Linked DNA regions of Mus musculus: region 1 is linked to region 2. A link is a loop called in an ENCODE intact Hi-C map of the cell type or tissue named here. Cell type or tissue: left cerebral cortex. All regions are shown on one strand. Each heading gives the region's core, and the rest is flanking DNA. Links, peaks and the distances in the headings are about the cores only. Region 1 has its middle 39 kb from the start of 4931431C16Rik. Region 2 holds the start of Htra3 (HtrA serine peptidase 3).

Evidence for each region. Peaks named below come from ENCODE experiments on the same cell type or tissue, not always from the same donor. Only the 100,000 strongest peaks of a DNase experiment are listed, where the experiment ranks them.
Region 1: it touches region 2 in a loop (2.3-fold over the local background); 6 of 42 quality-filtered maps call a loop at or near these places.

Annotation. Positions count from the first base shown.
Region 1 is chr5:35,619,667-35,635,320 of GRCm38, reverse strand. No RefSeq gene overlaps it. Among named protein-coding and RNA genes, the nearest start is that of 4931431C16Rik, 39 kb to the right of the region's middle. In left cerebral cortex, for the core only: CTCF peaks have their summits at 5,812 (motif pointing left) and 7,817; a DNase peak (open chromatin) is centred at 6,415.
Region 2 is chr5:35,673,963-35,689,616 of GRCm38, reverse strand. Htra3 (HtrA serine peptidase 3) reads left to right here and starts at 9,837. Exons shown (of 9, transcript NM_030127.3): 1 at 9,837-10,673. The coding sequence starts at 10,271. In left cerebral cortex, for the core only: a CTCF peak has its summit at 8,452 (motif pointing right); DNase peaks (open chromatin) are centred at 8,477 and 9,695; H3K4me3 peaks cover 761 bases; H3K27ac peaks cover 336 bases.

The DNA.
Region 1 (15,654 bases), core at 3,901-11,900, 54 kb after region 2:
TCTATGTCCCTCTAGAATTTTATGTTGGGATGGTACAGACATGTAGGCAGAGGTACCCCAGTTTGTTTTCAGTTGCTGTGATAAAAGAACATTCTAACCAAAGCAACTTGGGAAGAAAAGTGTTTGTCTGGCTTATACTTCTAGGTCGCAATCCATCACTGAGGAAAGAGGAACACCAAGTCAGGACACAGAAGCAGGAACTGTGGAGGAATGATGCTTACAGGAGTTCTCACTGGCTCATGCTTAGCCAGCTTTCGTATACAAGCCAGGACCACCTGCCCAGGGGTGGACCTGCCCACGGTAGGCTGGGCCCTCCTGTACCAATCAATCAATACTTCATAAATGTGGTAACTAACAGGCCAATCATAATCAAAGCTGTCTCTTCCCATCCGATGCTAGGTTAAGTCAAGTTGACAATAAAAACAGGAGGTGATGAGGTCACGAGGGTGGATCCATATGACAGGAAAAACATCTGTATTACTCTGTTTTCCCTCATTATAGTGAAATACGCAAGACGGAGGAAGACTTATTTACAAGAGAGATTTATTTTGGTTTTTTGGTTCTCAGTTCTGGCCCAAGGTCAAAGGCAACATCTGGTGATGGCCTTCTTGTTGGGAAAGTCTTGAAGATGCTTACAGGCGTTGAAGGTATTATGGCTGTGTGTGTGTGTGTGTGTGTGTGTGTGTGTGTGTGTGTATGTGTATGTTCTTCTTACAAAACCACCAAGATAAAATCATAAGGCTCCACTCTGTGTCCTATCCAATTCCTATCACAATTATTATTATTATTATTATTCAATTCCTATTATTATTATTATATGTGTGTGTAGGTACATTCATGACATACAATATGACTATACCCTTTACCATATGACTATCCCCTTCCACATTTGGTCTATTTATCTACCATTCTCCGTGAAACCAACAACCTGGCCACCTATGCCCCTCTTCTTGCTCTAGGCCCATTAAACTTGGGGGTTTCTAACCTGAAACTTTATCAGACATCTGGTTCTTACTTCAGGGCCATCACATGCATTATCACCCATTCGTTCCCCTTAAATAAGATATCTCAATGGTAACCGGTCTAATCAGCCCATGCCCACTTAACTGTGGTGTCATGCATTTGGTATTTTTAAATTTTAGGATACTTTCATCAACATGAATATAGGCTAAAGCCAACTTTTGGGAGTCAGCCCTCTCCTTCTACCTTGTAGATGCAGGGTCTTTCATGTATCTGTTACCCTGTGTTCTCCTGCCTAGCTGGTCTGAGAGCCCCAGGTGATTCTCCTGTCTCCACTGTCATTTTGCAGTAGGAGTGCTGGGATTACAGATGTACGCCATCACATCTAGCTTTTTATGTGGGTTCAGGGAAGTGAATTCTGGCCATCAGGCTGTGTGACTTCCTTTTACCCACTGAGCCATCTTATTAGTCCAGCTGTGGACTATGGAAGAAGATCCCAGTGTCTTCTTGCCCTGATTCCAGCCATGAGGCCAAGACTAGAATGCAGTCAGCCACCTACAAGCCGGGGAGAAAGGCCCCTGCGGCTGCATGTGGCTGTCTCTTTTGTTCTCCAGACCTCTATGAACAGCTGCCGAGTCACCTGGTCTCTGACTCTCACCACAGCTCCTACAGACCCAGCATGTACCCAGGAGCACCCCAAAGATGCAGTACCAGGCTGCCCATTGGGCACATGGTACAGGAGTCCTGGAAATGTGACGCAAAGCTTGAGCACACCCAGGAAGGGCGAGAGACCAAGGGGAGAGGTAAAGGGGACAAACTTGGTGTCCCAGAAAGCCTTTGGGAGCACAGAGCAGGTATCGAAGACCTCACTAGGTATCCAGTGGCCTGACAGCAATCTCCATCCACTAACCCCATTCCAGTCACCCAGAAATCATCAGGATTCCTTGGCTCCCCTAACCCCCACCACCCATCTTGTAAATCAGCACCATCCAGCACTGGCTCTGGGACAAGGGCAGCCTTCTCCCCCAGGAATCCTGGCTCTTCAGTTGCCTCCCAGCCATGCACAGGGGTCCACAGGAGAGAGAATTCCAGATCCCCCCATTCCACCTGTGTATGTGTGGTCCAGGCTACCTAGCTCCACTGCAGAAAGCATCCATGTTCAAGCCTGAGGCCCGAGAGCCAGGACGGACAGACTGGGCTTCTCGCCACCTCCTTTCTGGAAGGCATGGGCTCCTTCGCTTGACTCTGGCAAGCACACTGGACTGGCTGTGAGGTCCCCAAGGGACATGGAGAAGTGAGACACTTCCCGACATGGCCATGGCAGGGGAGGTGATTGTCCTAATGAGAACCAGAGGTAGCTGGCAGGCTCTCTCTTGCGTCCCATAGTTGTTGAATTGCCAGACTGGGATCACAGGACCTGCAGTCTGCAGAGATGGCTCTGGCTTCTTAGAGACAAGTCTGGAGCCTGCCCCAAGCAGAGGCTCAAGGGGCTTGTACACTGTGTCTGGGTCACCACAGACCTTGGTTCTTTTTGCAGACAACTTGATGGCTAGTGATATGGGTGATAACAGACATGAGGACTTCCCTGGGCCACTAAGTGTTCATCAAGTCACATTTCATCTAAGCTGTCATAGTCTTCTTCCCCTACTGAGGAGGAGACCAAGGTCCTATGTGACAAAGCCCCCAACAGAAGCATCCAGTGTGCTGATCTTAACGTCATCACCTGAGCCCTCAACTTGGACCGTACCACTTCAACTCAAAGTAGATGGGAGGGAAGGAGTCTGTGTCCCCTCAGAGAGTGGCCTTCAGTATCCAGGCCTCTGAGGCTCAAGATCTACTGGTAGCTTCCTCCTGCACTCCTGGTCTCTCAGAGCAAGACCCAGAAGATTCTGGGGGTGCATTTATTGGCAAGATTTCACTAAGCTGAGGCCACTCCTCTGTTGCTTTGGACCTCCCTCATCCACACTCCAAGACAGAAGGGGGCCCTGCTTGGGACAGATCTCCTTAGTCACTAGAGATTGTGAGAAGTGAAGAGACTTGGCTCCTGCCCTGAAGGTATAGTGGCCCAGCTGCTGGTGCTGCTTGAGTTTCTTCTCCTCTTCCTCATCTTCCTCTTCCTCCTCCTCCTCTTCCCCATCACTACATTTTAAGCCTGGTGTACAAAGCAGGTGTCCCCAGACCCCAGATGAACCTGCTAATCAGCTGAGTACTCAAACTGGAGCTCCTCAATAAGGGGGTGTCCTCACCCCATCCAGAGCTGTCTCCCCAGGGAAGGGAAGTACTTTTCCCAGCTCCTAGCTCTCAGCTTACAGAAGCCCTTGGGTATTGCAGTGTGAACTCTCTCCCCCTCCTCTCTACCACACCCTGCCACTTTTGATGCCACAGTCAGGGCTACACCGGAGCCCACCATCCCCCACCACTTCCTTGTCAGCCACCAGCCCTACTCCGTCCTTCTTCACTGTTGTTTCAGGAGCTCTGGGAAATGTCTATCAAGCACTCTGGATGGGGACAGCAAGGGCCTGAGAAGAGATGCTCCGAGCCGGTGCTTACTGTGTGGATCAGGAGCCGGTTCAGCACATCATTAGCCAAAGGCTTAGGCACTGGGGGTGCTTATGCAGGGAGGGCTGAGGGCAGGTGGACTTAGAAGACCACCTGCACCAGATGGGTAAGCAGGATAAAGTGCTGTGTTATAGAAGTCAGTCCTGAAGCAGAACCAGCTGCGGTCCTACTGTGTGCCAGGCATTTGGCTGGGTGCATCCAAGTCTCACAGCAAACACAGTAAATGACAGTAAAACAAAACAACAACAAACTATTTATCCAACTCCCTTCCACAGTGACACACCATCAGCTCTTCTCTAAATGACTTTTTTAAGGTAAGCAAAGCCACCACTGCTTAGTCCTTGGATCCTTCTGAGGACTCTGTAGTCCGTTCCCAGCCACTCCCCTTCCCCATTCAGAGAATGCAGAAGTGAGGACTAAAAATGACCTTACAAGACACTGTTTAATTTTTTTTTTAATTTCATGGGGCAGGAGAGATGGTACAGAAGATAGGAGTACATTCGGCTGTTGCAGAAGACAAGAATTCGGCACCCAGCTCCCACACTGGGCAGCTTACAACCATCTATGCAACTCCAGCTTCAGTGGGATCTGATCTCTACAGAAACCTGCACTCACGTGCCTGCATGGGCACAAGCGCAAGCGCGTGTGTGCGCGCACACACACACACACACACACACACACACACACAGAGAGAGAGAGAGAGAGAGAGAGAGAGAGAGAGAGAGAGAATCTCATTGTATTATATGGATACATTACCTGTCAATTAAAAAAAACCTATGGCCTATAAGAAAGGGTAGAATAGAAGGTGGCAGGCAGAAAGGACTCAGAGAGAGCCAGGTGCTAGAGACTGGTTCAGGAACATGGAGGAGCTCAGAAGCATGGAAGCAGAAGTAATCAGCCACTTGGCAGAACTTAGATTAGAATAAATGGGATAATAAATAATGAGCTAGTCAGGAAACAGCCAAAGCTTATGGCCAAGGTGTCTGTAAATATAATTGAGTCTCAGAGTAATTATTCCTGGAGCTTGGGGCCAACGGGAGAAGCTTGACACCAACACATACAATTTTAAAATATTTCTAAAATTTAATTCATCACTAATTGTGTATATGTGAGTGTGTGTGAGAGCACGTGTGTGTGAGTGTGTCTGTGTGTGTAAGTACGTGGGTGCCACAGCACACATGTGGAAACCAAAGGGTAACTTTCAGGCATCCACTGTGGGTTCTAGGGATTAAACAGGTTTTCAGCTTGCTTGGCACATGGTTTTACTCACTGAGCCAACTTGCTGGCCCTAGAGTAGTAACAGGAGGAGGGTCAAGTATAAAGAGTTGGGAGTTAGAGGGACTTCTCAGTTGCTACACAAGCTATGGTTATGAGAAGGTGGTGGCTAAGAGCCCCAACCCCTCACCCCGCACAACTGGCCTCTCCTACCATTTCCTGCACACAATGGTTCCTCGAGTTTTGTACCCAGCCCAACTGTTCATTGAGCATGAGTTTAGGGTATGGACACTGTCAGATTACAGCTTTAATCTCACCTCTCCCAACCTTTACTGGAGTCAGATGAGCTCCACCAAAATAAGAGAGTCACCAAGACCAAGGAAAATGCAGAGCATACTCTGTGTCTACAGGGATTCAGGCAACAGACAGAGTGAAATTGGCATTAAACACGCACATATAAGTGATATCTTCTGGAGTCTAGGTCACTGCTAGAGCACTTGCCTAACATGCACAAGGCTCTAGGCTCATTCCCCAGTACCAGCACTGTAAAATAATTTTAAGTATCAAATTCATTCCTAATTAAGTAAAAGTAAAACTCTTCATGGAGTTAAAAAAGTTAAGGAAGGAGAATAAGCCACAGTGCATTGTGCTCTGCTACAGGTGACCAGGTCAGTTTGTCCTTGTGTGTGGGGTAAGGTGGTTAGGAGCAGGTGTGGAAGGACAGGATGCCGTGGTCTCCATCAAGGAAGCCATTGACATGCTAAGCCGTAAACCTGATGGACAGCTATGCAAGGATGCTATCAGGAATATGAAAGTAAACTCCTAAATAACTCAATCTTAAAAGGAAGAGTTGTCCCCAAGATGGGTAACTAGAGTAAGTGGATGGGGGACAGTCTGGCCAGTGGATTGTGTAACTCCTTAGATTGAAGAGATGACCTGCAAAAACATCAGTCCTTAGGGGTGGGAGGGATGGCTCAACTGTGCTGAGCACCTGCTGCTCTTGCAAAGGACCTGGCTTTGATCCCCATCACCTGCATGGCTCACAACCATTCTAGGAGAGCCAATGCCCTCTAGTGGCCCACATGGGCACTCATGTGGTATACATGTATGTAGTCAAGACACACACACACATATACATACATACATACATACATACATACATACATATGTATATACATACATACATATATATATATACATACACACACACACACACACACACACATATATATGATCAATTCAAGAAATCTGAAAGACAAAAGAATTAGGACTCAGAATGGGTGCACAGCAACTAAGAGTTTACAACAAGCTAAAGGAAAACACGAGTGTGTTGGGAGGCATGGGGTAAAGCCAGAGCCAAGGGAGAAGCCTGAGTGTTTAGGGGTGGGAGCCCTGGGTAAGGAATTGAGAACTTTCTCTACACAGGGTGCAGGACCAGGTTCTGGCTTCTTGGCCTGGCCCCACCAATGGATCCTAAGAGAGTCCCCAGGATGGGGCCATGTGTTTCTTTTGCACACAGCCCCACACAGCTGCACTGGCTGGATATGCTGGCCATCCAGCCTTCTGCAAGGGACTTTGTTCTGCCTTCAACCAGATGTGAAGCCAGCACTGATGTTTTTCTGCTTGAAGCCTACAGGAATGAAGGCCAAGACCCATTGATAGTCTGAGAACAAGATAACATACTGGTCCCCCTGTCCCCTGGTGGGAACAAACATCCCTGGGTGTGGGGGAGGGGCAGAGCCCTGTCTCAGCCCATCTTCATTTGGCTTCGTATCCTTGGCAGATTCCCCAGTTCTGACAGCAGCTGACAGCTCTGCCTTCTCCTTGAGTCCCAGGCAGATGTAGTTTCTTGCTAAGCCCCACTTCTGGCCTGAACCCTCCCCTTGCAAACACAGCCCTGCTCCCTAACACCCTGGTGGTATTAGGAGATGACACCCCCCCCCCCTTCAGAGCTTTCTGACAGGCAGCAGGTTCAAGCCCTGAATAGTAAGTATTGCTGCAGCAGCTCAAAAGACACAAAAATCCAAGTCTGAAGGAAGCAGGAACTGAAGGAAGGGGGCCATGGTATGTAGGGACATGGCAGGTAGGAAACACTGTAACACATATCTGTAGAGACAGACCCCAGACCTGATTGTGAACCAACTTTTAGCCAATTTGGGGGAATCTCAGGGCTTCCTTAATTGGTCCTATTCTTCAACCTGTTTGTGTGCCCATACTCAGCCAATTAGAGTCCAGCTAGTACTCTATATAATCTGGGCTTAGGAGCGCAGGACACATTAGAATTCAACAGAGGAGGAAATGAGAGTTGCCAGAGATGAACCCAAGCCCCCTCCAGCATCCAAGGCTTCTGTTAGCCTTCAGGACTGGATTTTACTTCAAGTCGAAGGTACTCATGCCTGCCTCAGCCTCTGTAACTATACATACTTGCGCTGTGGAGGGGAATTTGTTTCAGCCTCCAGACCTGGAGATCACCCACTGCAAGCTTGTTCTGCAATGGACCTCTCTTGTTTGGCACCCAAGGCCCTCCAAGTTTTGAGCTGTTAACACTTCTCAGAGGTAGCATCCCACTGCTCCAAGAGTTCAAACCATCTTCACTTAACCCCACACGGCAGTCTGTTTTGATTGGTTTGTCCTGTTTAAGGTTCTTAATCCTGAACTGACAATAAAGCATCTCTCATTTGTACTGTTCTCTGTCTGCCCAATCCTTTCTTGGAAAAGGATGGGAGAGAAAAACCCAATTGGAGGCAGACTTGGTCTCCATTAGACTGCCTTGGTCTCTGAAGGGTCAGGGATACAGCTCATAAGTCCTTGGGCCTGCACTGGGCGTTTCTTGGACCACCCTTGCTTTCCAGAGTAGAGTCCAAGGTCTGGCAGCTTCGTGTCACCTGAGAGCTTGTTGGAAAGGAGTCTCTCAGGCTGACCCCTCAGATATACCAAGTCGGACCCTGCACTGGAACTGATTCGTGGGGATGTTATATATAGTCTGGGCTCGCTGCCTTCAAGGGGCTTGGTGATAGCCTCGAATGAGCCAGGAGCCAAGTGACAACTGCAACCAGGGCTGGATGTGGTGTGTGCCAGCGCCTCCAGTGGCAGGCAGGGACCATGCAACTGCCTATACCTCAGTTTCCTCCCCTGTAAAGGAAGCTCTTCAGGGGTGGGGGAGGGCAGACAGAGTCTCATGGGGCTAGGCATGGCAGGCAAGGGCTACCATCTTGAGGTCATGAGATTCAGGAGCCAGGTTATCTGTCTGAGCTGATTCCAGACAGCTGGAGTATATGACCCAGAGCAGGCAGATCTCTGTCCTCTCTTAACGTCTGGTGGCAGTGAGGAAGGAGAAGTCCCCCTCGGTGGAGCTCACAGTAGAGCTTGGGCAGGACTGTGTGCTCAAGACACTTGTTAAATTGAATATTACAGAAAAAGCTATGCAGGCCAAAGTCAGCTTGAGAGAAAGATTGAGGCTACAGGGGATGCTCAAGGGAACCTCCCTAGAGGAGGAGGCCCCTAGGCTGGAATCACCTGGAGAAGGGGTAGGGAGATAGGAGTCTGGATGAGGAGACAGGAAACAAAAAAATCCCCGTCTTGGATGCTTCTGTGGATAGTTTTAGGCAACCTGACACAAGTTAAAGTCATCTGAGAGGAGGGCACCTCAATTAAGTAAATGTATCCATAAGATTGGGCTGCAAAGAAGCCTGTAAGGCATTTTCTTAATTAGTGATTGATAGGGAAGGGCTCAGCCAATTATGGGTGATGCCATCCCTGGGTTGGTGGTCCTGGGTTCTATAAGAAAAGCTAAGCAAGCCATAGAGAACAGACCAGTAAGCAGCATCCCTCCACAGCCTCTGCATCAGCTCCTGCCTCCAGGTTCCTGCCCAGCCTGAGTTCCTGCCCTGACTTCCTTTGATGAAGAACAGTTCTGTGGCAGCAGAGACAGGGTGAGGGCAGAGCCTGCTGCCCAGTTCTGGCTGGTGGACAAGATACACACCAGGCCTTCACAGACTGACATACTGGGATGCTTTAGTGAGTCACCAACTGTAATACTGTTACCCTTTAAGACACAGCGGGAGGTAGGGGTGTTGACAAGAAGCAAAAACCAGACTTGGGCTTGGGCAGGGTGGGGTGGGAGGGTGCAGCTGGAGGTCTACAGGCAGATATTTGGGGGTGTCCCAGAGGCGTCAGGGAAGGAAAGGCTGGGAGAAGGGTTTCATCCCATCATCTGGGACCCTGGTGTGAGAAGTCTCCTACTCCCGAGCTGATGGGCCTGAAAGGTGCTCCCAGGGGTCTGATGGATCCACCACAGGAGAGGGAGCAGCCTGGGTGTGGTCTCATCTAAACACCGCCACTCTGTCTCTTCGATTGCTCCAGAACTGGGTGCCTCTTTTCTTCTGTGGTCCCTCAGCCTTGAGGTCTGGGCCTTCAGAAGATGGCTCTAAGCCAACGTGCATGTCGGTGGACTGCCCCACTGGCTTTGTTAGCTGCCTTGTCCCAAATCCTGTTCACTGCTTTTTTTGTTCCTGCTCACTGGTTCTTATCTTAAATCTCACTGCTTGCCCACTGGGCTGAAGCCTCCACGAGAACAGGACTGTTCTTCAGTCAGTTATATTAGGCCATACCAGGCACGGATGGGTCTAAGGAATATGTGAGTTTTAGTCAGGGTTCTCCAGGGGAAGGAAACCCACAGAATAGAAATACATCACAGAGGGATCTGTTGTATTGGAATACATGGGGTGAGCTGGGTAGCCCAAAAAATAGCTGCACAGTGGAGGGGCTGAGAACCCAGCATTTTCTCAGTCTAGGCTGCATGCCTCAAACCCGGTGCCGATGGCCTAGAAGATTCCTAGAGAACTACTTGTTGGTGCACAGTGGAAAGCCAAACAGCCAAAATAATTGGGCTTTGGTGTCAGGAAAGGATACAGCAGCAGTAGCAACAGGGTTGCTAAACACTCCAGTAAGGTAAGAAAAAGTCAGCAAAAGGAGCAGAGGCTTTGCCATCTGATCTCCTTATTCTGGGTCACCTGGAGAAGGTGCCACCCTCACCAGAGGGTGTGTCTTCCTATTTCAAATAACTCAATCAAGAAAATCCCTCAATGGTGTGCCCTAAGCCTTGACTCATGGAAGATTCTAGATCTTGTCAGGTCGTCAATCACTATTAACCAACATGATGTGGGGGTGGGGCTGACTGGTGATGGACAGCCAAGCTGACAGATCCGGGAGGATCTTGAGCTGATGGCCACATAGAGAATGTCAGAGATAGGGCAGATACCCCAAGGACCCTCTGACCAGAACGTAGGGAGACTCCATTACTAAATGCCTCTGGAGGGCTCCCCAGAGGAAGAGGACAGGATCTGCCAACTCATTATTAAGCCTCAAGAACCACAACAGACTCTGGTTAAAGAGACATGGAAGAGATGTGGTCCAGCTACAGCTGTCCGAGGTAGGAAAATGGGCCTCCCAAGAGGCAGAGGGGAGGGAGGCTGAGAGTGGAGGTTGGCCACGGAACAGTTGAGGATGGGGAGGAAGTGGGCAAACAGAGAAAGCAGCCTGATGGAAGTAAGTAAGGAACACCCTGTGCAAAGGGTCTGAACAGGTCCAGCTGCTGCTCTGTTTGGGAAGGACCTGATGAGAGCCAGGGCACACATGGTCTGACCCTTTGCACAGTGAAGTCAAGCCAAGGGGAGGCAGGGATCTCTGGCTGAGGAGTCCCAGAGCAGCTGTTGGCAAGTGCGTGAGGGGTGGGGCAACTGGAGGCGTCTAAGTCCTGGCCCCTTGTTTTGGTTTGGGGTGTGCATGTGAGTGTGTGTGTGTGTGTGTGTGTGTGTGTGTATGTGGTACACCCACACATGGGTTTAAGGAAAAACAGCTGGGAGGCCGAGAGAAGGGATGTTTCAAGAAACTTCCAATATCACACTCCAACTTACAAACTTGGGATGGAGCTTCTAAATAGCTCTACAAGCAGAGGCAACCACAGGGCTCTGTAGAGGCTGGTTCAAGCAGCCTCACATCTGGGCCAGACACAGAACCCCAACCTGCACAATGCCAGTAGCCTTTACAGACTCAGGCAATCCAAGAAACAGGTACCAAGCCCCCAGGCTGGCTATGCAGAGCCTGTATGCCTGGCTGTACTGTGCCCACAGACATAACGGTAATTGGCAGACAGACTTCACTGTACTGGGAAGACAGAGATGACAATTGTACAGAACCTATACACTAAGCCAAACTAAGCAAGACTATGTGGCTGTGCAGGGGCCTCAGGTGTATTGGATCCACAAACGCAGCTACACAAGGCAGGAAGCTCTAGCTGGAAGTTGAACTGGAAGGTACACTAAGCCACACCAGCCCTGCAGATAGAGCCATACCAGTCAATCTTACCAGGTCTGCAGGCCCAGCCTTACTAAGCAAACAGACTTGGCCATACTGGCCCAGTAGATCCAGCCATACTGGACTTGCAGAGCTAACCCTCACTGTAGTAAGCAGGAAGACCTAGTAGCCCTGGAGAGGCAGACCCAGCCAGACTTGGCAGGCAAACAGCCTTGCTGGACCTGCAAATCTAGCCCTATCAGACAGGCAAACTCTAAGGTACTGGAGAGTAGGCCAGGTCATGCTATGCAACTATACATGGCTGTGTAAGGTCCATAGACAGGGTCAAGGTAGGCAGACTTGGATGTAATGGACCCTTAGATCTTACAATACTAGACTTGCAGACCTGTTTGTTGGGCAAGTAGACACAGATGTGCCAGGGTGGCTGACCTGTCTATGCAGGGCCTGTAGACTCAACTATATGAGGTAGAAAGATCTGTCCATACTAGGAGGCACATGTAGTGGCACTGAGCCCACAAACCAGGTCATATTAGACAGGAAGACTGAATGGCTGTATTGGGGAGGAAGACCCAGCAATAGCTGGCCTGCAGACCCAGCCGTACTTGGTCCATAGGCCTGGTCATACTATGGAGGCAGATAGGCCTTAATGACTCCTTATTCAGAGTTATATGAGGCAGGCAGATCTGGCTATATTGGGCCCACAGACCCAACTGTCCCCACTAGGATTTCTGCCACCCTGAGCTTGTACCAAGAGGTCTGCCTCTTCAGCTCTTGGGTCCCTCCCTGTACCTGTCTGTCTCCACTTTGTTCCCACAAGACAGCTGCAGCAGCTACAGTCTACTGAGCTTATAGCATGGGCTTAACATTATTTCAGGGGTCCTGTTGCCAAGTCATAAGGCCTTATTACTCTCAGCCTCTAACTGAAACAAACCCTGAGACAGAGGTGGGTAGAGGAGGTTTATTCAAATCTAGTCATGGGAGACAAGGGTTGAGACTCTCGGCTTCATATTCCCTGCTTTCAAAGTGGAGGTAGCATGGAATTTTATGCACTAGTGTGTGGTTTGCACTAGCCCGTGGTGGTTTGAATGAACACAGCTCTCATAGGCTCATAGGGAGTGGCACTATTAGGAGGTGTGGCCTTGCTGGAGGAAGTGTGTCACTGTGGGTGGGCTTTGAGGTCTCAAATGTTCAAGTCAGGCCTAGTGACTTCCTGCTGCCTGTGGATCAAGATGTAGAACTCTCAGCTCTATGTCTGCCTGCATGCTGACATGTGTCACACCATGATGATAATGACTTAAACCTCTGAAACGGTAAGCCAGCCCCAAGAAAATACTTTCTTTTATAAGAGTAGCTGTGGTCCTGTGTCTTTACGGTGATAGAAACCCTAAGTAAGACACCTAACCTTGGAGAAGTTCTTTGTATTGCAAAGAAAAGGGTTGGCACAAGTCCCTGCCATACCAAGCACTTTTTTCCCCCTACAAAAATAGGAAAAGTTACCTAGGGAAATCTTGGAGTAAAATGTCCACCCCGACAAGCTTTTCTGTCTGGTGTGAACAACTGTTCGGGATTGTTTGCCTCGACTCTGGCATTTCATGGGAAGCATTTATTTTAAGATTTGAAAAATGAAGCCCTTTGCTGAAATGGCTGCAGCTACGTGGCTGGTCCCAGCCCTGTGACTGCAAATGCCTTTTTTGGTAAATGGGGAAAGTGGGTCACATTGGGGGCAGGGGAGGATGTCGCCTCACAGCCCCTCCCCTAGGGAGACTAAAGAAGGAATGGCCCTTCTTGAGAAGGATGTAGGGATCACATTACGATGAACTCGTTGTTCCATCCGCAGTGGTTGGCTTCCTCAATCTCTGCCCTGGGATGCACAGGACAGAAATGAGCAGAGTCCCTCTTGAGGAAGGCTCCAGTGTGAACAGGAAATCAGCCAGAGGAGCGGACAGCAAGAGATGAGTGCTAAGATGCCACCCAGTGGCTAATCAACAAGAGAAGGTGCTCCCACAGCCCACCCTTGGGGAATACCACCAGAAACACAGTGATGGTCTGAGCTGACATAGAGAGGATGAAGAGGGGGTGTGTGCTCAGGCTTTGGTGTAATCTTGGATGACTTGGGATGGAGAGGTGACAGGATGGAGCTGACTGGTATGACAAGACTTTCTTGATGTATGGTTCACTGAGGCCCAGCCAACACCTGCAGGGAGACCAAGTGCTGGCTGACCTGATAGGCTCATACAGCATTGGATGGAAAGTAGGTCCCAAAGGGAACTAGGCCTGACACCCACCAGCAGAAGTGAAGATCCAAAACCCTATGGGTACGATGTGAGATGGTACAGCCAGAGAGCAAGAGTTCTGCCACCTGGTATCATGTGACAGTCAGGGGTCAGGAGCAAGATTAGACCATACACTACATCAACACAAGACAGGACAGCAATGCCAATCTGTGGTGACTGTTTCCCAGGGCCAAGCGCTGACTAGAGGGATCAAGAGGACAGAGTCTTTCACTATAGGGTACACAATACTCCAGAGACTGTGAGCTTTGTGGCTCTGTGCATCTTCTGTGTAGGTGTCTCGCATTCAACAGAGTGAGAGAGGAGGCTGGGGGGTAGAGGTCAGCTGAGGGGAAGGAGCTGGGTGGCAGGGGCTGAGGGAGGGGACACTATAGCTTTAGCTCCCACTTGCTCTCATGAGGTCACCCAGGGAGAGTAGCAATCCGACCAGGGGTGGGGTCTGACCGGGAGCTGTGGAGAGCACCAGCACTTGGAGGGAAGCAGGGAAGGAAACTCTCCTCACAGTAGGGGGTCTGCAGGCATCTCTTCAGTTAGGCATGACAGGAAGAAGGTGCATAAATACAGACCAGACGCATCAGAAGCCAGCAGCTGGCAGGAGGCTGCTGGGTTCCTGCTGTGGACAAAGGACCCTTGTTCCCAGGGCTGAGCTTGGTGTCACAGCTTGGTAAGCAGTGCTGTCTTAGCCTGGTGGGCCAACCAGACAAGCTGGGAGGCTGCCTGGGTGTGGGTGTGTGACGTTATCTATAAAAGTGTGGCTATTACTGTCATCACTGTGACTGCAGAGAGGTGCCGAGGGCCAGTAAGATAGCCAGGGCTCTGAGGTGTCAGTCTGCCTGGGTGTTTGTGTTACCCATGGGCAGGCGGTTGGGTACTGAAGAGAAAGCTCACAGATTTGCAAAAGAAGCCAGGTGACTAGTCAGGAAAAGCACTAGCAGAGAGAGGGACACACCAAAGAGCAACAAGCGGGCCATGTGAGGCCACTCTAGTAGATTCCAGTAGATTCCGTCTTTGACTCTAAAGAGGAGAATTTGGTTACCAAGGGGCATAGCTTGGATGGTTCTCAGCTTTGATACAAAGATTGGCTCATATATTCCTTTCTCCCACTGCTCATACCCCTTCCTGTAATACATCTGATCTTAATCATGAGGTATGCCCAATTATGTATGCACAGGCACAGGCTGGTTCTGTTGTTCCGTGGTAATCCATAGGGAATTCTCCCTAAAAGTTCACTTGAAGATGAAATTTGCCTTACTGCACAAGTACCTCAAACCAGTTCAGACTGGGTAGAGCCTTCCTTTCTGTATGCTCATACATTGAGACTATTGGATAATATCTGCCTACTTATGTTTGTTGTTAGGGGCAGAGATACTAATCTCACTGTCCAGTGGGGGTTACCTATAGCCTGATGCAGCTGGAGTCTGAGGTTCTAGGTACATTGCATGGAGAAGGGTGAGTGTGCAGGGTGTGAGGGGATGGAGCTAACCTGTGTTATTAGAAGAGGTGGGTGCACGGCCCAAACCAAGTGGAGTTCCAGGCTGCTAAAGTATTCCTAGACTTGCCTGTCTCTGTTGTGATAAAGAGACTCAGGCTGGAAACATAAACTTCAAGAATTATCAGCTCACAGCCTGGAGACCAGAAGTCCAAGAGTGATGGGTAGGTGGGCTGCTTCTTGCTGAGGCCTCTCTCCTTGACTTGCAGAGACACCTTTTCAGTGGCCACACGGCCTCTATGTGTTTGTCCTGAACCTCTTCTTTTTATGAGGACTCCAGTGGGGCTAGATAGGGGCCGAATTTAGCAGCCTCATGCAGACTCAGCAAACCCTGTGGCCACACATGGCCTACACTGGAAGCCCTGGTTTAGGACTTCTAAGTGTAACTCTGAGACACAACTCAGCCTCTCCAACACTTTCGACAGTGCCTGATTTGACGTGGGCCAGGGCCCCATAGTACTATGTACACAGAGGACCAAGGACTCTTGAGACCATTGTCCTCCGTCCTTCAGGACAGTCTGTCCATGCTAAACTACTTTCTGATAGACCAAGAATCGGATCTTCCGCCAGATGTCAATCTCCTGCCTCAGATGAATCTTGACTGTTAGTCACTTGTCAGTGTGACAGACACCTGAGAGTCATGAAGGGGGAGGGTTTCTCTCAGCTCAGGCTCTCAGAGGGTCCAGGCCATGCTTGGCTGGTTGTTGTTCCCATGGTAACAAAGAGTATCATGGAGGAAGGGTGTGGTATCAGCCAGTTGCTCATCCTGTGGTGGCCAGGAAGCAGACAGAGAAGAGGAAGGAGCCAGAGCCAGGATCCATCCTT
Region 2 (15,654 bases), core at 3,832-11,831:
GCTCTGTCCTTGAGGAAGGTTGACATCATCACAAAGGCATTTCCCAAGCACATGGGGACAGCTGAGGGAGCCAGTGTGCCTAAGATGACAGGGACAGAGATGGGAAGGCCTAACCTGTCTTTAACTCTTGGGAAGCTGGCTTAATCTCCCACTACACAGCTGAGGTGACACTGGCTTAGATGGTGGTACCACTTGCTGTGATGCTCACAGTTGGGTGTGTGTGTGTTTGTGTGTGTGACATGGTTGTGATATTGATGGGGTGTGTGAGCTCAGCTGTAGAACACTTCACAAAGTTGACAGTTCTGAATGCAGACCAGAAAACCTGTCCCTATCTGTGGTGGCTCGAGTAGGAATGGCCCCCATAGACTCATGCGTTTGAATGCTTGGCCCATAGAGAGTGGCACTACTAGGAGATGTGGCCTTGTTGGAGTGGGTGTGGCCTTGTTGGAGGAAGTGTGTCACTGTGGAGGTAGACTTTGAGGTCTCATATATGCTCAAGCTAGCCCTACTGTGACAATTTCCTTCGGCTGTCATTGGATCAAGATGCAGAACTCTCAGTTCCTTTTCCAGCACCATGTCTGTTGGCACACTGCCATGCTTTCTGCTATGATGATAGTAAACTAAACCTCTGAAACTGTACACCAGCCCCAATAAGTGTTTTTCTTTTATAAAAGTTGTCATGGTCACAGTGTCTCCTCACAGCTGCTGTGATCCTCCCTCTGACTGGGATAAAAGGGCCTACTATATGGAGACCCCAAGAGCCACAGTGGCCCTGCAGGCCAAAGTGTCCCTCCTAGGGTTTGGTGAGGTGATCACCAGTGGTGGGCTGAAGATCTGACCTGGATCATAGCCCAGAGCTCTGCCCACCACAGTCAACTTCAGTTCAGCTATTGTGCAAGCAAGTCCCCAGAGGTACACTGATGCCTGGGGTCCCTGCTGCCCTTCCTTCTCCCCATGTTGCAGCCAGAAGAGCCCCTGCTTGCCTACCATCTTGAAGGCTGAGCCCCTGTAGGCAGTATTGGGTTCCTTCCAATTTGATGGGGTCACATTTGTGTCACGTAAGAAGCCCTGCTCCTTAGCTCTCTGCCATCACCCCACTCCCACTCCCTACACCCCCCTCCATAGCACTCAGAGCAGCAGGGAGTAAGGTCAGTGTTCCCCACAGCACCTCCCAGATGCCACACCATGAGGAGCTAGTGCCATCCGCACTCACACCTCAGCTCCCCTACCTTCACCCTTCTCAGGAACAGCCACTGTAATATCCAAAATAAATTCAAGACTAACCAGTACCTTCCCCCTTCAAAAGGACTTTCAAAACTATACTAGCAGGACAAGTACAGAGTCAGATAAAAAGCTGGTTGACTAAACAAATATAAAAACATAGTTTTAACGGTCAAAATTACTAAGCTTCCGAAACAAGATTAACAATTCCCCTGCCTTGCCTCACACTAAAAACCTCAAGGATAGACAAAATGAGAGTCACCCTATACAAACCAACAAATGTCTAAAAAGGTTATTGGCTACACCAATTAAAATAAGCCAAACTACTCTGGTGCCTAAGAAAAAGTGTGTTCTTTCTTTGTTCTGGGTCTCTCCTCTGGCCCGCGTGCTGAGAGGGGGTTCCCCAACATGTTGGATAAGTAAAATCGACATGTGTTTTGCAACGATGGCGATCTCTGTGGTCTTTGTGTGAGTGGGGGTCTTTTGACAAGCTACAACACCATCCTGCTGCCATACATACATGGGGCTCAGCCTTGACTGTTCTGTGTGGCCCAGACAAGCCACAGGGCAACATGTCCTGAGTTCTGAGAATCACCAGGAGTGGGGACATGCCATTGGAAGGAGGGTTGCAAATATAGACAAGTACAGACAAAGGTTAGATGACAGTGGGGCTGTGATAGCTAGAACATTGCAGGTTGACCTGATTTCTTCAGGGGAGCCCAGGGCCATGTAGGTCCAGGGACTATGTCTGTCACTGGGAGTTAGGGAGTCACTGCCAAGACCAAATCATGAAGGTGGAGAAGAGCCCCAAGTAAAGACAGTGAAGGGTATCACACAGGAGCAAAGGACAAGAGAGATCACTGGAGGACCCTCATGGAGCTAAGAAGTAGAGAACTAGTCACTGGGGAGCCATAGCAGACACAGAGGGAGGGAAGGATCTGAGCTAAGGTTCCCAGAAGACTTCAGAGCTTGTCCACAGCATGAGCCAGTCATGGGGACCTCAGGCAGGGCTTGTGGGAAGGAGATGCCTTTGAGGTGAAGTCACTCGCTGCCTGTGCTGTGTCTGCACATAGCCACCGTGAGGGCTTGTGGTGACCCCAGCCTGAGCCCTGCAGGCAAGGGGCCCTCTCTGGCAGGGCAGCCACAGCAGCTGTGTGGCTGGAGTTTCCTGCCCACTGAACATGAAAATTACAGGCTGAGGCTGACGGGGGCCTCATAGCCCTGCTGCCGCTGCCAGCACAGTCTGCTGGCGGGAGCAATTGCCCCACCATGTCACAGCCTATGGAGTTTGTCATTGACCACATCATGCTGGGGCACATAAGGTCAATAGGGCACTGGGTCTGAAGCTCCAGATGCCACCAAGTCATCCCAGGGGATGACAGTGGTAGATGGTATGCCCATGTCACCCTCTTCCAGAAGTAGGTATTCTACCATGCTCCACGCTGAGCATGGGGTTGTCCACCCTACTTCCACACAAACCCCTGACTGGGCCTGGAGCCCTTGGCTCTTAAGCAGGAGTCTGAATCCTGGGAGCCAGCTTGGTCCCCCACTCAATGGAGGCTGGAGGCTCCCCTTCCTTGATCTTTAATTCTCTCTGTTCAGGCTCCATGTGTCTGGCCTGCAGGATGAAGCATACAGGGCAGGGAAGAGGGTGGTCAGGCCTAGTCCCTACTCTCCCCTCCCCCAGAGAGGAGCCCCTGCTGACACAAGCAGTGCCTCTGTGGCAGAGGCCTCGGTGACAGCAAGCAGTGTTCAGTCCAGACTGGGGTCCAGATTAAGCCTGTCTGACCCCTCACCTCATTTCAGCTCCTGGCTCCACAGAAGCAGGCCTGAGTTGGCCTGTGACCAGTGTCACTGGGAGTATGAGAGAGGTCATGCATGCTCTTAGGACAAGTGCTGGAAGACACTGAGGCACACTGAGATTGGCATGTGGAAGGGAGAGGAAGGGTGAGGGAGGCCTGGAGGGAGATGACTTAATCCATATTCAGAGACTGTGGCCGAACATGTGACAGTGGCCACGTTAACGAGGCTGGTTGGTTCCCAGCTTCAGAGGCTAGTGCTTCAAAGGTGTGCCAGTGGTGTCTGCTGAGGTCTTGTGCTATGCTGTGATGTGCACTGGGCACGCCATGACGAGACAGAGCAAACGACTGGCTCAGGACCCTTCCCTTCCACTTGGAAGGCCACTAATGCTGTCCGAGGGCTCATCCTCATGAAGGCATCAATTCCCAATCTCCCTTCAAAGGCACAGCCTCCTTGGTATCCGGGGTGCTCAGCACAGGGACATCTTTCTTTGGGTTATTGGTTCAACTTTTGAAAAACTCTACAATTAACCCAGAATGGAGAGTCTGGAACACAGTGGCATTGCTGGGGCAGGTGCAAGGCGGCCCCATGCACCTTGCATGCAGCCTTTGGATGTGGCAGAGAAGGTGAAGTGGGCTGGAGAGGAAACAGCCATATAGAATGTCTATGAGCATGGCAGAACATAGACCAGATCCCACATCCCAGAAGAGGCAGTGGGGTGAAGGCTGGAGTTTCTATAGCTGCATAGAGCAGGTGAGGTAGCCTAAGGCACACCAAGGAATCTGAGGATGGAGGGGTGTGTGTGTGTGTGTGTGTGTGTGTGTGTGTGTGTGTGTGCATGTGAGTGTGTAGACACATTCAAAATGAAGAGAGGAGGTCTGTGGTGCTGTCCAAGAAGCAATCTGGGCTTCTGTTTCTTCCCTGAAGGTATCTTTAGTCCTATATTCTTGAAGCACTGTCCACCATTTACAGGAACGGGGATAAGTGCAGTGTCCATCGACAGGCAAGTAAAGCAGATGTGTGGGGACACACAACAGAATACTCTTCAGCCACAAAGGAGGAAATCCTGTCATAGAGGAACCTGGACAACTGAAGGGAAAGCTGGGCACAGGAGGACAAGGATGGCCTGATGTCACTCAGGGGCTCTAAGGAGGCTGATGTCATCACGTCAGAGAACAGAAGGTGGTGACAAAGCCTGGGGATTGAGAGGCAGGGGACAAAGCCATGCTGGTTTAAGCACCCACAGATACACAGGAAGTAGGGGATCCTGAGACCTTTACCAGCAGTTAACAGCATTGTAGATTTCAAATGGCCAATGGTGGCTTCAAATATCTTATCAGGAAGCAGCAGGGGGTGAGGCAATGACTGTGTTAACACACTGTTCACACAGAAAGAAGTGTCGTCATATGCTACAGGGATTTGTTGATCAAAAGTAGCCAGATATGGTGGCTCACACCAACATCCTCAACACTGGAGAGACTGAGGCACAGGATTGTCAAGTTGGTCGCCATCCTCAGACTCAAAAAGATTTTTTTTTAATTAATATTCTCCCTGTTCAGTTGTTGGCTCTAACAGATCTGGGAATGGGGATTAGTGTTCAGTTGTGGACTCACTGATAAGCTCACCAATAGACACTTCCCCATGTTCACACAGATGGCCCTTGTTAAACTCAGTGTGTCACTAAACAAGAAGACATGAAAGTGGAAAGGGGACCTGTAGGAGGAGGGAAGCTGACAGGGGTGAGCGAAGGAAAACAGAGACGGGACTGGAAGTCATCAGGAAGCCTTATATAAATGTGTGAACTTGCCAAGAGCAAATTTAACTGGGAGAAAGCTAACGAGATTAACAGTGTAAATAATGTTTTTAAACTAAAGGACATAGAAGCCAGGAAGAAAGCAATGTGGGGGCCCCAGTGGAGCATCTCAGAGAGGGCAGGTTTAGAGGGCTAAAGAAGCAGAGAAGTCACCACAGAGTCACTGCTGAGAGGAAGGGCACTCTGCCAGGGTGGAGGCAACTGGCAATTGGTAAGCTTCTCCTTGGGATTTGGGGTGGCAGGGGAGAGAAGCTGCTCAGAGTTCTCCAGAGAGGAAGAGAGAGGAGGAAAAGGAAGGCAGAGGACTTACATGAGCCTGCTGGAAGCCTACACACTAAGTCTCAGCCACCCAAGGAAGGATGAACATATGTCTATGGCTGAAGTGGTGGAGGCCCAGGCCTGTAGCATCCTAGAAGTGAACCTATCACAACTGCTGTAGAGGGTCAAGGAGCAGGTGTCAGGGAGCAAAGACGGTGCCAAGACCAGCCAGTGGGAAAGAATAGTGTTGGTCCAAATGTGCTGGGGAAACCAGATACCTGCATACAACCAGATGAAGCTGGATCTCTTACCTCACACCATAAGCCCTTGCTCAAAACCAATAGTGAACCCAAAAGCAAGAGATAAAGCCAGGAAGCTCCTAAAGAAACCAAAGGAGCCATGGTCATGGCTGATCAAACAACGAGAATGAATAGATAACTCAAAGCCCTCCTGAGCTCTGGGATTAAATACCTGTATCACCAAACTTACCAGTGAATAAAACAGACATCTCTCTCAAATGTCCAAAGGCATTCAGAAGACATGTGGTGTTGTCTTCTCCCTGGAAAACGTAAATCAAAACCACAAGGAGGCCCCATGTCATAGCTACTAGAATGGCAACAAAAGATTTTTTTGTTTTGTTGTCTTTTTTAATGGAAAAATACCAAGAGTTGTTGAGGATTTGGGGTAAATGGAGCCTCGTGGTTTGGGTGGAAAGTGGTACAGATGTGGAAAAGCCTGGTGGTTCCTTAAATGGTCAAGCATGACATTACTACATGGCTTAGTCATTCCACTCCTAGGTACGCTCTCAAGAGAATCAAGAACATTAGCCCACGTAAGACTTCACACAGGAATGTCCATGGCAGCATTTTCTCATGATAACTGAAAAGTGAGAGGAAAAATCCATCCGTCGGCAGAAGAATGTACAGACATGTGTGGTTGAGACATGCAATGGAATATTATTCAGCCTTGCAAAGGAATGGAGACATTCTGATTCCTGATCCCACAGTGCTGATGAGCAAACACATGAGGCTCTGGGAGAGGAGGCAGACAGATGACCACAGGTAATATAATCCTATTCATGGGGAAAACTCAGAGCAGCTAGCTAATTCACAGAGATAAGACCAGGGGCCAAGGAGGTGGCCAGTGTCAGCTTGCAGGTCTGGGGTCCTGTCATAATGAAAATATTCTAAAATTAACTGTGATGGTAGTTGTGTATTTATATGAAGATGCCCAAAATGACTAGTCACACACTTTAAAAAGGGGAGTTGTATATGCAAATAGATATTTGTGTACTAAAGGTTAAATGCTTAACCAGGGATGAGACTGGGTGGGGAGGGATGGATGGGGAGGGATGGGGTGAGAAAAATGAGAGAGGGATGAGTGGGTAGGGTTAATGGAAACTAAGGAGATGTGAGAAATCGTTATGGAAACCCACTTTGGAAAGCTCATTTTAAATATATTTTTTAATGTTTGAATGGAGGTACCCTGAATAGGTGAGCAATGGTGCTCTTAGAAAATACAGATTATCAAGTGAAAATTTTAGTACCAGGAGTGGGATGCCTCCCTATGAGTTGTCGGCCAGGGAATGCCTCAGAGGCTCCCAAAGCAGCACAGGCTATTGACAGTGTTCTTGAGTTTATACCATCATTGAATGGTAAGACCGTATTGCTGGAGACACCATACATCTCAGGGGCAGGATCTAGAGAAATCAACTTGGAACTGACTAGAAAGCTTCCTCCCTGATGACTAGCTTTCAGAATGCTACAAGGTGGCCTTCGGGTTGCTGGGGTGGGTGGGAAGAGACATGGGTAGTCTTACCCTGAAACCATCCCTGCATGCCGCAATCCAGACAAGGTGTGCTCACAACAGTGGCATGGCTGCTAATAGAAGTTACTAGCTGTTTCTGATTGGATCGGAAGCCTGTTCCACAAGAGGGAATCCATGCCTGATACTGTAAACATGGTTAAAAGTCCAAGGCTGGAGCATTCGTAGACCCTAGATTGTTTTGTTGAGTGGGCATATGGTAAAATTGCCTTCTAAATATTTATGTTCCTAACCATAATGTGAGTGCAGCTCTCACTGAAGCTTCTTTTTGCAGTGGGCAGCAGTTCATATAGAGACTCAACACGATGAACCAGCCTGACTCCATCTTAGACTTGAAAGCCATCTTATAGTAAAGACAAGCTAGGCTCCTTCTTGTTTATGATTAAACCATCGTTTCTTAAGGATTGGGCTATGCATGGTCCACCTGCAACCTTAACTACGAATGATTCTGTTTTGCCTGTTCCAGGAATGTCAATCATGTCTTGGTTTCAAAAAGTTGTAAAGGCCATCTTACAACCTTACCTTTGTTTCAAAGGGTTGTTAGGACTACTTTGGTATCTTCTTAAGACCACCTTGTAACGGTCTGCCTTTGTAAGCCCACCTACTTTGCCTGGAAAATCCCTCATTTGGAAATCCCTAGCCCTGGACTATAAAAACCTAATCTTCCTCATGTCCAATGCTGACCTCTTGAACCCCACCTTTAGGGGAAGACATCCCATGTCCATGAGTTAAAAAGCCTGTTCTAATCAATTGTTTGCATTTGGGTAGGTGGTCTTTCTCCTCTCATTTTTGGGATTAACAATAACTGGTCAAAGATGATCACACCCCTCCTTCATAGAGCTCCTAGGAACAGCTAGCGGCTGCTTCTGCCCTTCTCAGCACCCCCATGAGGGAGTTCCCAAAGGAGGGGCTGTAGACAATGTCTTATATCATCACCCAAGCAGGGCCCACCCTGTGAGTCACTCACTAACATGAGCTGAGGAACCTTATCACATGCCATGTGTGGCCAGGGATGATCTTCGAGGTCCCAAAGCCATGTTAACTATGACCTCATCTGACATGACTCTGGGCTGAAGCAAGGGTCAGGCATAAAAGTCTGGAAGCCAAAGTCTGGCTCTGTTGTTCTACTATGGCCAAGTCAGAAGGACAGTCTGGGGTGCCCAGGAGGGAGGCAGACCCTGGTACACCCTAGCTGCAACCAGCTCTATGCTGGTTCATGGTGAAGAACTGCAGTACATGGAAAGGGGAAAAACACAGGCTGATGGGGCTGGATGGGTCAAGCCAGCCACCCACCACAGTTAGAGAGTGGGCATCAGGGAAGAGTCAGGCCAGAGCCCACTCACACTGTTGGATGACAAAGGCTGTCAAGTGTCTGATGCCTCTTTCTGTCCTGAGAGTAGGAAGAGCTGCCCCTACCCTGGTGGACTACATAGGAGATGCCAGGCCCTTGCAGATCAAAGGCCTGGGGTCACTCAGACTCCAGAGAGAGGCCCAAGGTGTCCCTGTGACTGAGTGAGAAACTGTAAAGGGCTAAGGCAGCAGGGGGAGCCACTGCCCTGCCTTTGCACAAGACTCCCTGGAAGCTTCCAGAACAAAGACAGAGCCTGGAATGGACTCCCTCTTAGAAGCGAGGCTACAGCTGTGTCTATCCTTTAATTCCAAGCCTCGGCTTCCCTTCTGTACAGGTGACTGAAAGCATTTATGCAGCCATAGTAAGGGTCAGGTCAGGTGACCAGGGAGGATGATGTGACCCAGAGGGAAAAAGTTGGACTCGAGACCTCGGACAAAGCGAATGTGAGTGAAACCTGTAACTCACTGTCATTTTCCAGCCTCACTCTGAGGCCCCCACACTCACCCCAGGGGTAGGAGGGCACAGGGAACCTACTCAAACATGTGGAACAGCTTGCCATGACATACACGGTAGAGCAAAACCTTGTTTGCATCATTTCCCCATCTGCATTGGAGAAGTCCGGAGGGAGACCTGGCCTGCACTTCTGTTAAGAGAAAGTAATGCTTTCCCCCTCCTCACACACAACACCACAACATCACTACCCCCCCCCCAATACACCACACACACATACACTACCACCTCTACTAGGTGAGTGCTCACACCTGGAACCCCACTTCCTTTTTTCCCAAACAACTCAGTCTGATGAGGCCACTCTGCTTCCTGGCTACTGGGCTTTTCCCAGACCTGGAACCAGACTGCTCCCCAGGCCTTCCTCCTCTGCCCTCCACCAACATCCATCCAAGGTATGTGTGGCTTTATCAACTCATGGAAGCAGAGGTGTCACCATACCACACCACACCACACACCCTCCAGTGTGCTACCTGTTTCCAGTGCTGTTGAGAAACTGCAGAAGGTAACAGCTTCCTGCCAAGCTACTCTACTATGCTTTCTTTCCCTCCAGAGTTGCACACCAGGTTCTCCAGCCCCTGGAACAACGGATTCATTCAGTCTAGGGCCACCTCCCAGGGAGGCTCTGTTGGGTCCTCTGACTCCTGAAGCTCCAGCCACTAGCAACTTGACCTCCTGTACCCTGCTACCTGTCCTGGGTCTGAAGTAGCTTGGTGATTGCATGAGGAGGCACCAAAGTGTTGGGGAAAGTTGAGCAGGTGCTTTCTGTTCCTGCACTGCCTGGTGTCCTGGTACTGCCTGGTGTCCTGGCACTTCCAACGACTCTGAGGTAGGAGGTGCTCAGTAATCCTTGTAGAAGAAACAGAAGGACAACAGGCAGCAACCAGAGTTCTAGATCTGAGAGAGCCCAGAATAGATCCAAGGCAGATGGCCCCCCTCCAGCTGAAGATGGGAGGAAGGGAGCACCTGGCTGCTTTCTAAGTATCCGCTCCAATGTTGCCCGGTGGAGTGATGCAGAGCAGGAGGGGTCTAGGTTTGGGGCCTTGCTGAGCTTGGCTGCTCAAGTAGAGTAGGGGTTCCTCTGTGAAGGAGAGCTAGGGACAGAATTTGGACTTGTTCATGTCTCTGGGGTTGCGGTCAGGTCCCTGGCTAGGACTGGAGTATTCCGAAGCAGCTCCCCTTTCCCAGACCCTCATTCTGGGCCGGCAGACCTGTCACCCAAAGTGCACACCAGGCAAGCGGGGAGCAGGAGGCTCCGGGTGGGTCCCCACCAGCCGGGGCGGGGTCCCGTGGGGCAGGGGCGGGGCTGGCGGCGGGCAGGGCCGCCCCTTCCAGCGAGGGCAGACTGTCTTGGCCTTTAAGCGCCTGCTGAAGCTCGGCTGAGAGAGGCCCGGGTCAGTCCCCACACCATGCCCTGTTTGCGCTCCGGGCCAGAGTGCGCCTGAGCGGTTCGGGCCTCGGTATCCCCGCGGGTCTTGCGCCGCCGCCTCTCCGCGATGCAGGCGCGCGCGCTGCTCCCCGCCACGCTGGCCATTCTGGCCACGCTGGCTGTGTTGGCTCTGGCCCGGGAGCCCCCAGCGGCTCCGTGTCCTGCGCGCTGCGACGTGTCGCGCTGTCCGAGCCCTCGCTGCCCTGGGGGCTATGTGCCTGACCTCTGCAACTGCTGCCTGGTGTGCGCTGCCAGCGAGGGCGAGCCCTGCGGCCGCCCCCTGGACTCTCCGTGCGGGGACAGTCTGGAGTGCGTGCGCGGCGTGTGCCGCTGCCGTTGGACCCACACTGTGTGTGGCACAGACGGGCATACTTATGCCGACGTGTGCGCGCTGCAGGCCGCCAGCCGTCGTGCGTTGCAGGTCTCCGGGACTCCAGTGCGCCAGCTGCAGAAGGGTGCCTGTCCCTCTGGTAAGCTCCACCAGGAATCAAAAAAGCCTTACTCTGAGGAAACTGAGGTCCAGGGGAATCTGTCCACTTCCACTAGGCAGCCTTTTAAGAATAGTTCACACAACCCTCTGGCTTTCTAGATGGGGAAACTGAGGTCCCCAAGAGATAAATGCTGTCCCCAAAGTCACAAAAAGTTAGACTTAAACTCTAGTGTGGCAGCCTGGTAGCGTCTGGTGGGCTGTGAGGCTCTGACCCAGCCACACTCCTGTTTCTTAGAGTCCTCCAGTGACTTACAAGGGAACGAGCGTCAAGCAATCTTTTCCTGGTCTCTGTCTTCAATTCCTGCTCTGTTTTCTTCTGTCAGGCTGTGCTGGGTGCTGGTTCTGTGTGCCTGTCTTGGGCCTGGCTGTCTGAGAGGCAGAGGGTTTTCAGGGTGGCCAGGCACCTGCATTACTCTGCTCCCTTCATGGTTGTGTTTGGTGTACTCTTCTCTGCTCTCCCATGTGACAGATACTATTAACATCAGGTTCTGGGCAGAAACCAGTAAGAATGGAATTGTTCTTTACAGATTGAGCCATTTGTAAGAAAAAAATCTTTTCTGGCCTGACTGTCCCTAACTGGAAACAGTGTATCAGTGCATGGCATAAAGCAGACCTTCTGGTACCCTCGAGACTTCTAGACTGTGGAGGGCACAGAGCTATGGAGAGAGAGGAGAATGTCAGTCTGAGGATCAGGCAGGCATCCATCACTAAGAATGGCAGGATTCCTGTGGCTATTGGCAGGATCTTAGGCTTCAGAGACCCACTGTCCTCAGTTGATCGCTTCATTGTGTTCTGGGTACCTGACTATGAGCGATCTGGTGTCAGGCCTGGGAGAAGCCCCTGCAAGGAATATGTAGCCAGGGGACAACAGATGCTGAGTCTCAGCATTACTTCCTGTGCTGGGTCTATGAGCCACCTCCCAAGAGAGGTGTTGAGTTGGGACAGTAAATGGGGCTCCCTGGCAAGGATGGGGGAGAGTGGAGAGGCTTGGGCAGAGCAGAGACCAAGATCTGATCTAGAGCGCGCTGGCCACCATCAAAACACAAGCTGCCAAGGAGTTGTCGGGTACTGCAGCCAAAGAGGAAGGACATATTATCAGAGATGTTCACACGCCAGGGTCTGCCATCCATCCTCAAAGGGTCAATTAAAGCAATGTGGCCACATGGGGGAAAGGGGTGAAAGAGTCCAGCGACACTCCTCCCAAGTCCATCTAGGGGTCCTGACATGAGATTTATGTTTAAATAGAGGGACAGAGGTATACTTGACCAGGCAGCTCCCACCCATCCTTGACCCATAGCTACCTGCCGGCCTGATGCATCTCTACAGCTTCCTACCTCCTCCCAGCATGAGCTTCCTGGGAAAATCCCAGTTTCTCAGGGCTCATCACTGTCTCAGTAGTCTGATAGCCAGAGGGTTCCGGCACAAGGGTCCTTCACAATGTCTTCATTCAGTCCTGTCAGGATGGTTATAGCTAGACAGAGCCAATGGCCTTGAGCCTGACACCTGTCCATTGCCCACTTTGACCTGAATGTTCCGGGTTCTGCCTACTCCAGGGACATCGTTCACTTAGGCTGCTATCCACAGATGCTCAGAAGTTTCACACGCTGGTGTGAGTGCCAGACTCGCCCCATGCAGATGAGACTGGCCCAGTTCTTTGTTGTTAAATACTGCCCAGCGATGGTAGCAGCTGAACTGTCTCCAATTCTTCCTCCCAGCTCAGCTGACAGCATTGCCCCAGGACAGAGGTCTTAGCCTCTGTCCACACACCTGTCACTGCCTCATGTCCACTGTCACCGCACTCACTAATCAGCCTGAGCACAAACCACCATGCCCAGATGCTCTGAACTCATGCATGTGCCGGGCACAGAGAGAGCTGATGAGTCCCACTTGCGGGCCATGTCTGAGCAGGAGGCTGCTGTAGCGGGGTCTCAGAACAGATCAGATAGGAGAGGGAGACCAGGCCAGCTCTGACTTTAGCTGGCTTCCACATTTCTAATCCTCCTGCATCACTTCACCTGGTAGCCAGGTAACCCTGGCCAGTTTGTCCTGCATGCTACCAACAAGACTCCCTCCACAACTCCCCCCCCCCCCACACACACACACACTTACCGGGACTCTCAGGCCCTATTTATGTCAACACACATACACATGCACACACACACACACACACACACACACACACACACACACACACACACACACTTCCACTACCATCTTCTGCGACCTTCTCATCTTCTGGCCACCTTACTGTTTTCCCTCCCTCCTACATCAGTGCCTTTGCACATCCTCTTACCACTGGCCATAATTGCCCCTTCATCCTTCACGTAGCAGGGTTCCTCTTCCTGGGCTCAGATGTCCTACCACCCTGAGCTGGCTTTCCTAACCACTGTGCTTCATTGCTAAATCTGTACCCCTGTCTATTGACCTTTCTGTTCTCTCTGCTTCTTGTTCACTCTGGGCCTCATGGCAGGGGTGGATACAGCACCTGGTTGCACACAGTAGTTATATAAATGTCTGGGCCCATGGGTCCCTGTAGTTCTCTTGGAGCCTGTTAAATGGTTCCATTGGGTTTGATGGAAGATGTTTGGTCCCACCTGCATGTTAGAAAAGCATTTTCAAGAGAAGGGTCCCTTTGCTAGTGTGACCTGCACTCAAGGGTCTGCTTACAGGTGGCTGGCTAGCTGCCTGCTGGCTCCCCAGATTCAATGTCCCACAGCCCCTTGGTAGTGATAGATACGCACATGTTACTGGGGCTCAGTGCTGGGAGCCCTGGGAAATTCTCACACAGATTTAATAGGCAGCTTTTAATGTGCAAGGCCTAACAGCCTCTCCCAGCCTGTTTATTTAAGGACTTTGGTTGGCTTTTGTGTTCCCTCCTCTTAGCAGCTTCCTCGGAGTTGAGCATGAGAGACTAACCAGGCAAGAAGAAGTGTCTTGTATCTGTCCCTCTGCCTGCTGGGACAGCAGAACTGGTCAGTGGCATGGCTGTGTGGGGGGATTTGGAGGGTTCCAGTGGCTTCCTGCATTTATTTGATGCCTGATAGGATTGTGTGTTTATAACCTGATACAAGGAGGAGCGCCATGACCTGTGAGTTCAGAAGCTCTGTCCCAGCCATATCTCTTTCTTCATCCACCTCCAGGGCATCCATGGGGCTCTGTGAGGATAATACTACCTAGACAGAATGATAACCACCCATGTCCTACACCATCAAGAGTCTGTGTGTGTTCACTGGACTATAGGAGCTCTGAAGGCAATGAGGCAGGCAGCCTTCCTGGCCTTCACTGTAGGCCCCAGACCTATGCAGATCCAAACCTATGCAGATGTCACAGCAGACTGGGCAGGACAGCTACAGCCTGGGGCTTTGAGGGAGGTGACCCCAAGAGTTCCTAGGGTCAGGTGTCTCAGACTCCTCCCACAACCTCTGAAGCCTTTAGGAGTTCATCATAGGGAATGATGTTGGGGTATCTTATAAAGACAGGTTCTGATGCTGTGGTGTGCCACCCTAGGACTCTCAAAGTAAGGGAGAGCTTGCCCCAAGCTCTGGTATTGCCGATCTGATGTACCACAGTGCTTGAGCCCCATGAAATGGTGGCCATCCTGGAGGACACTGGTGAATGGGTTATGAGAAACAGTGCAGTCACAAGACCCTGTTCCTGGGGGCTGCACAAGCATGGCCAGACATGGGCACTGAAAGCTGTGCCTGTATATCCATGGGACCAGCATGGCCTGCAGGCCACATACACCTCCAGCTGAGGCTCTAGAACCTGAATGCTACTTGTCTTTGCACACACAGTCCCTTTGTCATATGTGCCAATCCTCCATTCTTCAAGGCCAAGGTCAAAAGTCACACTTGTTCCCTCACTGAGGGCCTCTCTAGAGCAATACTTCTCAACCGTTCTAATGCTGCAACCCTTTAATACAATTCCTCATGTTGTGGTGACCCCAACTATAAAATTATTTTTGTTGCTACTTCATAGCCATAATTTTGCTACTGTTAAGGATCATAATGTGAATATCTGATAGGCAAGCTGTCTGATATGTGACCCCAACAAGGTCGTGACCCAATGGTTGAGAACCACTGCTCTAGAGTACCCTCAGTACTTGGTACCCAGGATGGGCTGGCCCTGGAAGCAAGCAGAGAGAGTGGAGCACACAGCCCCTAAAGCTCCAGCCCTGCTGCAGCTTGCCTGCCTGGGGGACTGATCAGATCACTGTTTTTTCTTCTTTTAAAAGCTTGCCTGTCCCTAAGTGACCCATGTCCCCTGGCCACATACATTAGCTTAAGATCCATCTGTCATACCCAGGCACTGTGTTGCGGTCTGTGGCCCTCAGACCCAGGTCGTGCCTAGGGGTTGGAAGATAGAGGAGGGCAGCTGCCCAGCCTGGAGCATACATACTGCACAGCACTCACAGCCACAGATCAGGGCACCAGCCCAGGTGCAAGGCACCACACACAGCACCCCAGACATAGGGCACCAGGCCCAGAGTCAGGTTCACTGGGTTCCCCACGGCTGATACTTTGGTTGCTGTCTAGGTTGGGAAACAAGGCTGAGAGAGATCAGGTGACCTGCCCAAAGCACACAGCCTCAACCTAGGCACATCTGAGCTCCATGCCGCTCCTTGGGAATGTATAACAGTTGGTTAGCTTCCAGGAGATCCTTGACCTGTGTTTGGCTTGGGACCAGCCAGGCGCCTCTGGCTGTGAAATTCCAGGCTCTGCTGGTTGAGCCAACTCCCAGAGGAGGTGCTGCCTGCTCACGGCTGTGCTGGGAGGCTATTCTCAGTTCACAGAGCTTCCTAACTCCACTTACAGAATGCCCCTCCACCTGTGGCTGAGTGAGGAGGGGCAGGAAAAACTGGCCCATGCGGGACGCTCAATGCTGCCTTCACTTTCCTATTCCCATTTGCACAGGAAACACATGCCGTCTTTAGATTTACTTGGCGACCCCCATTAGGCCTC